Regions from separate parts of the Mus musculus genome. Here region 2 is linked to region 1. The links are chromatin loops, found by intact Hi-C in ENCODE. Cell type or tissue: left cerebral cortex. All regions are shown on one strand. Links, peaks and the distances in the headings refer to the core of each region. The heading gives the core; the rest is flanking DNA. Region 1 has its middle 30 kb from the start of 2310015A10Rik. Region 2 holds the start of Exd2 (exonuclease 3'-5' domain containing 2).

Region 1 (5,378 bases), core at 207-5,206:
CAACCTGTGGGTTAAAGGACCCTCTTACAGGGGTTGCCTAAGACCATCAGAAACATAGTTACATTATGAATCCATAGTAGTAGCAAATTATAGTTATGAAGTAGCAAGAAATTGTACGGTTAGGGGTCAGCACAGCATGAGGAACTGTATTAAAGGTGACAGCATCAGGAAGGTTGGGAACCTCTGCTCTAACCCTCTGTATTCCTACTGCGTTCCCTCTGTAGCCACACTGGGTTCATCCCCATCTCTCTGTAGCCAGGCTAGGCTCCGCCCCTTCTCACTTTACCAAGTGAAACTTTGCCTTCAGTAGAGCCTTGTAGGTGTTCTTCTAGACAAAATATTCTGGATGGGCAAGAAGACACCATTCTAATTCCCAAACAAAGTACCAAGTTAACCGTGAGCCTTGATTTTTGTATTATTGGGTGTGTCCCACTTCCCTTGCTGGGTATGAGTATTGAAATCACGTAAGCTTGAATTAGGAAGGACCTTGTGCAGACGTGGTAGGGTGCGGAAAGGTGACACCAGTGACTTCCAAGTTGAGGAGCAGATCTAGTTAAGTGCTTCAGCACACTGTGGCTCATTAAATTCAGAATCCTGTGGGGACACTTTCCATTTGAAGAGGTGGGTTTCTGTTTGTTTGTTGTTTGTTTTGTTGTTGTTGTTTGCTTTGCTATTGTTTTACCAAGTTCTGTTGGAGTTCGTCAAAAGACCCTTACTCAGGCTGGTGAGATGGCTCAGTTGGTAAGAGCACCCGACTGCTCTTCCAAAGGTCCGAAGTTCAAATCCCAGCAACCACATGGTGGCTCACAACCATCCGTAACGAGATCTGACGCCCTCTTCTGGAGTGTCTGAGGACAGCTACAGTGTACTTACATATAATAAATAAATAAATAAATCTTTTTTAAAAAAAAGACCCTTACTCAGAAAGACCACAGAGACCGCCGCCATCGCTGCAAACCGCATGAGGAATTTTATTGATCCAACATGTTGGGGACTCCCCTCTCGGCATGCAGGCCAGAGGAGAGAGACCAAGAACAAAGAAAGAACACACTTTTTATACCTTTGTAAGGGGCAGATTTGAGCAACAGGGTTCTCATTGGTGTCATTGGTTGGTTTGTATAGTGACTAAGTAACCCTTTGGCCTAGTGACTCACTTTGCCTGCCCCCATGGTGGGTTATTATGATTTGGTCAGCAAAGTAATAGTACATTAACGTCACAGCTATTAACGAACGTCAGGGGAATTCTTGCAACAAGGTCAGGGTGGTTTGTGGTCTTTGTCAGAATTCAGTGTGGGGCAGGGGGCAGGAGAATTGCTAATCTTGTTATTGTTATTTCTCTTGAGAACAGCTAATATTGTTTTGGTAGCTGCAGGCTTAATCATTTTGACCACTAAAACTCTGTTTTTACATTTGTTTAGTCAGCCAGCTTCCTTATCTGGCTCTGCACTTGGCCTGCAAGGACAGTTTGGGAAGTCCTTTTTGAAGGGGGAAAGTACTGGGTGGTTTTGAATTCATTTTGGATATTACAGTTCCAGGCCTTCACTTTATTCTTATAAAATACATACTTTTATGAAATTGTGACCATCACTATGGCCCGGGCGCTTTTTCAGCTCTCATCCTCCCGTTTGCCTTATTGGTTTTGTCAGGGCTGTGGATTTAATGGGTCCAAAACACCAGAGAAACGTGTTGACCAAGAGGAGACCAACCAGAGAAGCTGTATCGAGCTGAGCATGCTCACTTAGTCACTTAGATCTCTAGAGAGAGGAGCCACTGACTGTGCTGGCCCGCACTTCGGAAGAGCAGAGACGGATTCGTACTGTACCTTCCCCGGACTTCCGCATCCGACCCTTTCCTCTCGGGTAAAAACCATTAATGCAGCAGCGTCTTCATAGAGCTAGGCTGAGCCCGGGGGTTCTCTACGCCTACCTGTTTCCGGTGCGATTTGTCCTGAACTCACGATTGTTCCTCCCATCTCCACCTCCTCCGAGCACCTTGCGATTACTGGGATGCGCTACATACCTGGCTCCCTATGTCTTTACAAGTCTTAGGGGAGAGGAATTGGGCCTTTGAAATGACTTCTTGCTATGCGTCCCAGGCTGGCCTCAAACTGCCAGTCCTCCTGTCTCAGCTTCTGCCCGTGGAGTAGTGGAATTACAGATCTGTGCTACCTACCCTACCACATCTATCACATAACGCCTTTTAAAATGACTTTCAGAAGATGAGTTAGCAAACCCCTCGTGTTGTTGGAAAAGCAGAGCTCAAGAGAACTTACAATTAAGACAGCATGACTGGAAATGAGAGCTGCCAGCAAGTGATAAAGAGGAAGTTTATGTTAAGCCTGGTGTGGTAGCACATACGGTGACCCCAGCATTGGGAAATAGAGGCAGGAATAATAGGAGTTCCAGGCCATCCTCGGCTGTATGGTAACTAGGAGGCTAGCTTTCGCTAAATGATACTCTATCTCAGAAAAGCAAAGTGTATAATAAAATGTTGAAATTAATTTGTGGTTAAATTCCACACAATGTGTGTCCTTTCCAGGGGATGGAAAGATGGCTCAGCAGCTAAAAATGTTTGTTCTTGCAAATTACCTGGGTTCAGTTTCCCGGGACCCACATAGTGGCTCACAACTATCTGTACCTCCAGGTTTAGAGTTACAGCACCCTCTTCTGGCTTCCATGGGTACACACACACCACGCATGCACGCAAAACACTCATTTACATGAAATAGTTTTTTATTCATTTTGCATCTATATCAATGCCCCCTAGCCTCCCCCTCTCCCAGTCCCTCCTCCCATTCTCCTCTGAGAGGGTGGCACCTCCTGTCCCCAAATCCCCATGTTCTATACTGTCATTGGATATCTTGATTTTTTTGCTTGGTTTTTGTTTTTTTTATACGGGGTCTCACAGAACTGGCTATGTAGACTAGGCTGGCCTTAAAGACCAGGCTGCTTCTGCCTCCTGAATGCTGGCAGTCTAGCTTTCTTAAAAATTGGTGTTTGTTTGTTTGTTTGTTTGTTTGTTTATTGAGTCAGGGTTTCTTTGTGTAGCCCTGGCTGTCCTGAAAATCACTCCGTAGCCCAAGCAGGCCTCAAACTTGGAAATCTACCTGCCTCTGTCTCCCAGTTGCTGGGATTAAAGGCATGTGTGTCACCACTGCCTAGCTGGTTTCTAATTTTATTTTTTCATTTATGAGGGTGACATCCTATAGAAGTCAAGAGCAACTTTCCCAACCTGTTAGCAAGTTCAAGGGCAGCCTGCATCACATGAGACCCTGTCTCAAACGACCAACGAAAGTGTAGCTAGTTAAACTATAACCTAGTCTTTCCATATTTAGAGTATCATTCCTGTATTCGCCTGTGCATACTCAATGCTTACCATCAGACCTGGTTTTGACCTATTTCGATACGTGTGTCAACAGTCACCATGCCATCAAGCTCAGAGCCCAACCCTGTCAGACTTGGAGTGCTGCGTTTGACAGTCAGCAGGTTGTCTAGGGCCCTGTTCTTACTGGGTATCCACTCTGCAAGTTCTGACAGTGCCACATGTCTTGTTGAAGGCATCTGGTAAGACTGGCTGCAAGTTGCACCTCAGTTTCAGAGTTGATGAAATGGGAAACTGAGGGATGGAAATAGCTCTGACAAGGTCCCCTTATACCCTACCTCACCAATGAGCAACAGTCACCATCCAACATGTTCTGGACATTGGGGATTGTCACTAGCTTCTGTGCTGTGAGTCTGTCCCCAGGAAGTCATGAGCACATGACTCGAAAGTGGGACTTTGAGAGAAGAGATACCCATGAGTGGGGCAGGCCAACAGCAAGAGATAGCAGGACCCCAGGGCTTCCCAGATCCTGTGTCTGGTCCTATGTGGAGCCTACTCTCTAGTTCCTGTATTCCATGACATCCTGAAGCCTACCATGTATTGCTGAGCTGGCTAGATAGTCCATGTTATTGACAAAAGGACCCCCTCATGTTGACAGTTGTTGTTTCTATGACTCTATTCTTTTCTTTAAAAAGATTTATTTATTTATTTAATGTATATGGATACACTGTGGCTGTACTGATGGTTGTGAGCCATCGTGTGGTTGTTGGGAATGAAGATTGCTCACTCCGGTTGGCCCTGCTCGCTCTAAAGATTTATTTATTATACATAAGTCCACTATAGCTGTCTTCAGACACACCAGAAGAGGGCATCAGATCTCATTACAGATGGTTGTGAGCCACCATGTGGTTGCTGGGAATTGAACTCAGGACCTTCAGAAGAACTGTCAGTGCTCTTAACCGCTGAGCCATCTCGCCAGCCCTCACTCTACTCTTTTTAGATTGCAGCCCACCTGTGGATAAAACAAAAGGTGGAACTGGTGGCATCTCCAACGCCTCCTTTCTACCTCTGAGGCAGCTGGCACTCTCCATCCTGGTGCTGTGGGTTTAGATCAGAAGTGTCCCCCAAAGGCCATGTATTGACGGCCCTGTTACAGCCTGGGGTACTGTGGGGACATGGCTGGACCCATAGGAACTGGAGCTGTGTAGAAGGAAACATCTGCTGCCTGGCTGTAGCAGGTACACACATCCTTCAGCATGTGCCTCCTCACGGTGATGTGCTGCTGTCTTGCTATAGGCCCAGAGGCAACAGGGCCAAGTGAGGATGGCCTGAAACCCCCGGATTCACGAGTCACCGTCTCTCGTATAGATTACTCTGTGTAATTCATCACACTGATAGAAAGCTGGCTAACACACTCTGTACTTACTAGCCATGTGACTGTGCTCTGGCTACTGAGTTTGTGGCCAGAGGGAAACTTAGAGATGGTCTAGCAATGAAAACAGCACTGAGTCACTAGGGGTTGGCCGTGAAGGTGCCGGCGAGAGTCAGAAAGAGGTGCCTTATCCACAGACCAGCCTTGTGGGGCTGTCAACAGTCTCCAGAGAGGATGGGTCTAAGATGGATGAAGATGTAAACTTAAAGTGTGCCATCCACGCAGACAGGAAAGAGATGCTTCCCACAGAGGAGGAGCTAGCGGCTAGCTGGGTCACAGAAGGGAATTTCATCCAAGCATTTAGAGTAAAATCGACCAAGAATAGAATGCAAAAGATGTCCACTGATAAAAGGCAGGCTACACCACCTGGTGACAGGCAGACAGTTTCTATTAAGAGATGGAGTTCACCTTGAATGACCTTAAATGCAACAGCCCTGAAGATGGTTGTCTTATGCCTGTTTACAAAGTCCATGTGATCTGTAACAACCTCAAAAGCAGAAGCAAGTAGCACAGGACTTTGAATCTAAAATAAATAAACAAGTACACCCGACGCTCTGGTGGTGTGTGATCTGTCCGCATAATGACCTACTGTCATGAACAAGTAAAAGAGGCCGCCATGCCTCAG
Region 2 (5,378 bases), core at 283-5,282, 300 kb after region 1:
AGTCTCATAGTTAATCCAGTAGTAGTAGTAGTAGCAGCAGCAGCAGCCCCTTGTCAATGACCTCTGGGCTCGAGGGGTGGCTCAGTGGGCTAAGAGTCCTTACTGTGAAAACACCAAGGGCTTGAGTGCAAATCCACGCCACTGTGTGGCTGCACCTGTAACCCCAGCACTGGGAGAGGTTGAGACAGGAACATCACTGGAGTGGGCCTTGCTAGCCAGGGAAGGATTTGAGGACTGGAGTTTCATATGCTTATGAGCTGCCATGTGGGTGCTCAAAGATGGAACCCGGATCCTCTGCAAGAGCAGCAAATGCTCACAATCTAGCTCACATCTCTCGAGCCACCCCACCTTGAAGTTTTATATATTTAATACACTTTGTGGGGGCACGGTTGGGATAAAGTCTTGCTTATGCAGCCCTGGCTGGTCTGGAACTTGATATATAAATCAAAGTGGTCTTGAATTTGTAGTAATACTTCTGCTTCAGTACCCCTGCCCCACCCCCACCCAGTGCTGGGATGATAGGTATGTACCACAATACTTGTCCTCTCCTCCCCACCCCGTGTGTGTGTGTGTGTGTGTGTGTGTGTCTGTGTTTTAGACTGGGCCTCCCTCATATAGCTGAGGCTGGCTGAACTTGGTCTTCTTGCCTCCATCTCCCAAGAGCTGGAATTACAGGCTTGTGCCCTGCCACCCAGCTTCAATCTATCACCTTTAACTCTCCTGTGGTGATATTTCTTCTGTGGTCTACATGTCTGTGGCTACATGTCATCTGGCCACTCTTTGCCCTCCAGCTCCAGCAGATCCAGAAGTAGCCTTGTGTTGCCTTCTTGCAAAGCTGGATTTGGAGTTCTTTATCTATTTCAACTCCTCCAAAGAATCTACTAGAACAAAAGCAGGACAGAATGACAGACTTTACTGACCTTTGTCTCTGGAAGATCAAACACCTTAAACTTTTCTCTCTTCCTTAACAACTCTCTTCTATAGTTGTATTCTCCTTCCAAGAACTTTAAATTCTTTGCTGACTCTTCTCTGATTTTCTGTATTCCCTCCTTTCTTCCCTCCCTCCTTCTCTTTTTTTCTTTAAAACCAAGTCTCTAATGTCAGCCAAGCTAGTCCCAAACTCACTACTTGTATGGCCAATGGCCTTGAACTTCTGATCTTCAGGCTTCCCCCTCCCAAGTTCTGGGGTTATAGGCATGTGCCATTTACTTTATATAAAGTGTTGGGATTATAGGCATGTACCACTTACTTTGTATAAAGTCTTAGAGTTTCTTGTCTCCTTGTCATCTTCACCTCAATCCCTTAGTGATTTCCTCCAAAACAAAGAGAATTCATATTTAACCTGTGGGTTGTTCAGTGACTTATCCCTTTGTGTGATGTGTGAGAATAGCACCATGTCTGAGAGGATTTTATAGAGTTCTAAAATTATTATGGGCATTTCCCTCAAATTTCTGTATCTTCAAAAGATGTCCTCTCACTTCTCACATTGTATGTGTGTGTGCTCAAGTGCTACTGTGGATGTTTCCAACCAGCCTCTAAGCTTCTTGAGTGGACAGAAAAAGATGAAAATTTATAAACAAAACAAAACTCCTTCCTTTTTGAGATAGCGTTTCGTGTAACCCAGGCTTACCTCAAATTTATCATTGTAGCCTGAGGTCTAGATCCCCACCACTGCATAAACGGGGTGTGGTGGCCCAAGCCTGCCTGTAATCCTAACACTTGGGAGATGGAAGCTGGAAGATCAGGAATCTAAGGTCACCTTTGCTCACATTTTGAGAGTTGAGAGCCAGATTGTGCTACACAACACCCTGCTTTAACCCCCTTAAAAAAAAAATCAATCCTGAATGAATGGTTTCATATATAGACAATATTGTGGTTGTTATGAGGATATAGGGACCAGGAGAGATGACAACAGTAAAGAGCACTGGTTGCTCTTCTGGAGGACCCAGGTTCAATTAACAGCCCCCACACAATAGCTCAACACTTTCTATAATTTTTTTTCCTTTTCTTTTCTTTCTTTCTTTTTTTTTTTTTTGGTTTTTTGAGACAGGGTTTCTCTGTGTAGCTCTGGCTGTTCTGGAACTCACTCTGTAGACCAGGCTGGCCTCGAACTCAGAAATCCACGCCGGCTCTATAAATCTTTTCCAGGGGCTCAACGCCCTCTTCTGGCATCTTCAGACATGTACGAGAGGGGAGAGGGAGAGAGGGAGAGGGAGGGAGAGAGAGGGAGATGGGGAGAGGGGAGAGAGAGAGAGAGAGAGAGAGAGAGAGAGAGAGAGAGAGAGAGAGGGAGAGAGAGAGAGAGAGAGAGAGAGAGAGAGAGAGAGAGAGAGAGAGAGAGAGAGAGAGAGAGAGAGAGAGATTAATGGCTATAATATATAACGCGAATGAAGAGCACATTCTGTAAACAGTTTCCTTATTTTCCCGCTCGAATATAAGAAAATTAATGGGGGTGGGTGGGTATGGGGGACTTTTGGTATAGCATTGGAAATGTAAATGAGCTAAATACCTAATAAAAAAATGGAAAAAAAATAAGAAAATTAATGTAGTGGAGAAACGCTACCCTGGGTAAAAGAGAAAAAATGTCCTGTGTTGCATTTGTGAGCGAAAGTTCAATAGGCTTCTTCCTTCAAAGCCAAAACCAAAAGACGAAGCGGCATCTCAGAAAACACCACTTTTCTGAAGACATTAAGTCTTCGCAATTATAACCCTCCTTCCCCATCCTTTAACCGAGAACCTGGGGAGGAAATGCTGCCCTAGCGGCTTCCGTACAAAATGGCGCGGCCCATAGGCACACACCACGGGGGTTGTATCCTCCTGGCCAGCCACTGGGCCGGAAGTGGCTACGGCTTTTATGCATCCGGGTGGGTGCGCCCAGACCGCCGCGGGGGTTCCAGCTTGTCAGCGTGGGGTGCCGCAGGTGTTCGGTCGAGGCTGGAGGCCGCAGGTAAGGGAAGCTCGGGTTGGCAAAGTCCTCTCTGGGGTTGTGTGGCAGGCAGAGGGGTTTCCAGCGCGGCTCGAGAGGGTGGTGATGCTGAAGGGACCACTTTGCGCGTGGGCGACTGTTGGGCTGCAGAGGTGCCCAGGCGTTGTTGGCACTGCCCCTCTCCCCGCCCTGAGGCGCGGCCTCTTGGCCCCTCACTCTCGGTGTGGGCGGTTGAGCCCTCAGGTTCGGGGAGGACTCGTCCCGCCATTGGTCCCCAAGCCTTCCCGGGCCGCCCCTTTCCATCCGCCCGTCTCCTCGTCAGGAGCATCCACCAACCCTTCAAGGCTTTCTGACCTCGTCAGTTAAAAAGCAGCCCCCGCCGGGGTTCCTCCGGGCTTCGGGGGACCCGCCCCACCCGGGACCTGCGGGGCCACATCGCTCGCCGCCCGTCGATTTGCTGGGCACCACCTCTGGCTTTGGCTTTTCACCTTTGGCTTTGGCTTTTTTTTTTTGGCGGGGCAGATCAAACTAGAACTTTAAATCTTATTTATTAAAAATGGACAGCTGTTCACCAAAATTCAGACAACTCAAGTATTTATAAGCTTTGGTACACGATTGGACGCAAATTCCCTTATGTAACCATTCCTTAGAAACACAGAACTGTTTTGTTTTTAGTAACTTTTTTTTCTTTTTTTCTTTTTTTTTTTTTCTTTTTTAAAGAACTGGAGTAGTGGGGAGGGGGAGGGTCTCTCGCTATGTAGCCCTTTCTGGCCTGGAACTCAGGGATCTGTTGGCCTCTGCCAAGTGCTGGGATTAAGTCAAGATTTATTTTTGTTTATGTGTGTGCGTTATTTGGAGCCGGAGTTGCAGCCGCCTGTGAGCTGCCTGGTGGGAGGGAGTGTGCTAGGAGCTGAATTTGCGTCCTCTGGAAAAGTAGCTGGTGCTGTTGAATTATTTTGTTGAAAATACATCTTTTTCTCTTCACATAATATATTCCGACTGTGGTATCCACTTCCTCCACCCCTTCCAGTTCCTCCCCACCTCCCTTCCCATCCGAATCCACTCCCTTTCTGTCTCAATTAGAAAACAAACAGGCTTCTAAGGGGTTATAATAAAATCGAACAAAATAAAATATAAGCTAAATAAAACCATCAAATCAAAATTGGACAAGACAAACAGCAAAGACACCAAGAGAAGACATACGAGTCAGAGACCTGCTTGTTTGAATCCTCAGGGATCCCATAAAAACACTAAACTGGAAGCTGTAACTTAGTGGAGGACCTGTTGAACTCCTGCGTGGGCCCTGGGCATGAAGCCCCAGCCTCTCATGAGTTCCTATGAGCTTTGTTGAGTTCATGTAGAGGGTCTTGTTTTTTAGTGTCCTTCATCCCCTGTGGCTCTTACACTCTTTCCACCTCCTCTTTGGGGTGTGGGGTCCCTAAGCCCTGAGGGGAAGGGTTTGATGGGAGGCACCACATTTAGAGCTGAGTGTTCGAGGTTTGTCACTGTCTTAGTTAGGGTTTTACTGCTGTGAACAGACACCATGACCAAGGCAAGTCTTATAAAAACAACATTTGATTGGGGCTGGCTTACAGGTTCAGAGGTTAAGTCCATTATCATCAAGGTAGGAGCATGGCAGTATCCAGGCAGGCATGGTGCAGGCAGAGCTTAGAGTTCTATGTCTTCATCCAAAGGCTGCTAGTGGAAGACTGACTTCCAGGCAACTAGGGTGAGGATCTTAAGCCCACGCCCACAGTGACCCATCTATTCCAACAAGGCCACACCTCCAAATGGTGCCATTCCCTGGCCCAAGAATATACAAACCATCACAGTCACTCTGCACAGTGTCCAGCTGTGGGTCTCAGTATTCACATTCTGCTACAGGAGAAAACTCTTGATAAAAGCTGAACTGATCTAGGAGTATAGCAGTATGTCATTAGGAGTCATTTTACTGCCTCCCCCTTTATGAAGAGTGGTATTTGTTCTCACCCAGGTCCCTGGATTATCTAGTTTCTTGCTGTTGGTCACCACAAGCAATGTTGGGTATAGGTTCCATCTCAGAGAGGGAGCTTTAAGTCAGATGAGATGTTGGTCAGTTATTCCATGAGCTTTGTTGTCACCACTGCCCTAGCATATTTTGGAGGCAGGACGCCACTGTAGATCAGAGGATTTGTGGCTGGCTTGATGTTTCTCTTTTGGTGGCATGTAGAGTACTTTCCTTCCTGTACCAAAGGCACTAAACCATAGGGGTGAAGGCTCTACGTGGGCGCTAGCTTGTTTCTCCATGTTCAGTGAGTTCAGCAGTGGGGCTTTGGAGTTAGTTTCTGGAGAGCAACCCATAGTCTTGGCAACAGACTCAGTTGTTTGGGGATGAGACGTCTTTGGCCAACAATTCAATTAGGTGTAACCCAGTCCTAGTACCAGAAGCTTCATTTGGTGACAAGGTACCTGG

Evidence for each region. Hi-C counts contacts between places; a loop is a spot of excess contacts. Peaks named below come from ENCODE experiments on the same cell type or tissue, not always from the same donor. Only the 100,000 strongest peaks of a DNase experiment are listed, where the experiment ranks them.
Region 2: a loop joins it to region 1, with 3 times the contacts of the local background. A loop is called at or near these places in 4 of 42 quality-filtered maps.

What each region holds. Positions count from the first base shown.
Region 1 is chr12:80,159,995-80,165,372 of GRCm38, forward strand. No RefSeq gene overlaps it. Among named protein-coding and RNA genes, the nearest start is that of 2310015A10Rik, 30 kb to the left of the region's middle. In left cerebral cortex, for the core only: CTCF peaks have their summits at 2,648 (motif pointing left) and 4,195 (motif pointing right); a DNase peak (open chromatin) is centred at 2,662.
Region 2 is chr12:80,460,334-80,465,711 of GRCm38, forward strand. It overlaps Exd2 (exonuclease 3'-5' domain containing 2), which reads left to right and starts at 2,762. Exons shown (of 9, transcript NM_133798.3): 1 at 2,762-2,947. In left cerebral cortex, for the core only: CTCF peaks have their summits at 2,126 (motif pointing left) and 2,769; DNase peaks (open chromatin) are centred at 2,146, 2,815, 3,171 and 3,816; H3K4me3 peaks cover 1,866 bases; H3K27ac peaks cover 1,470 bases.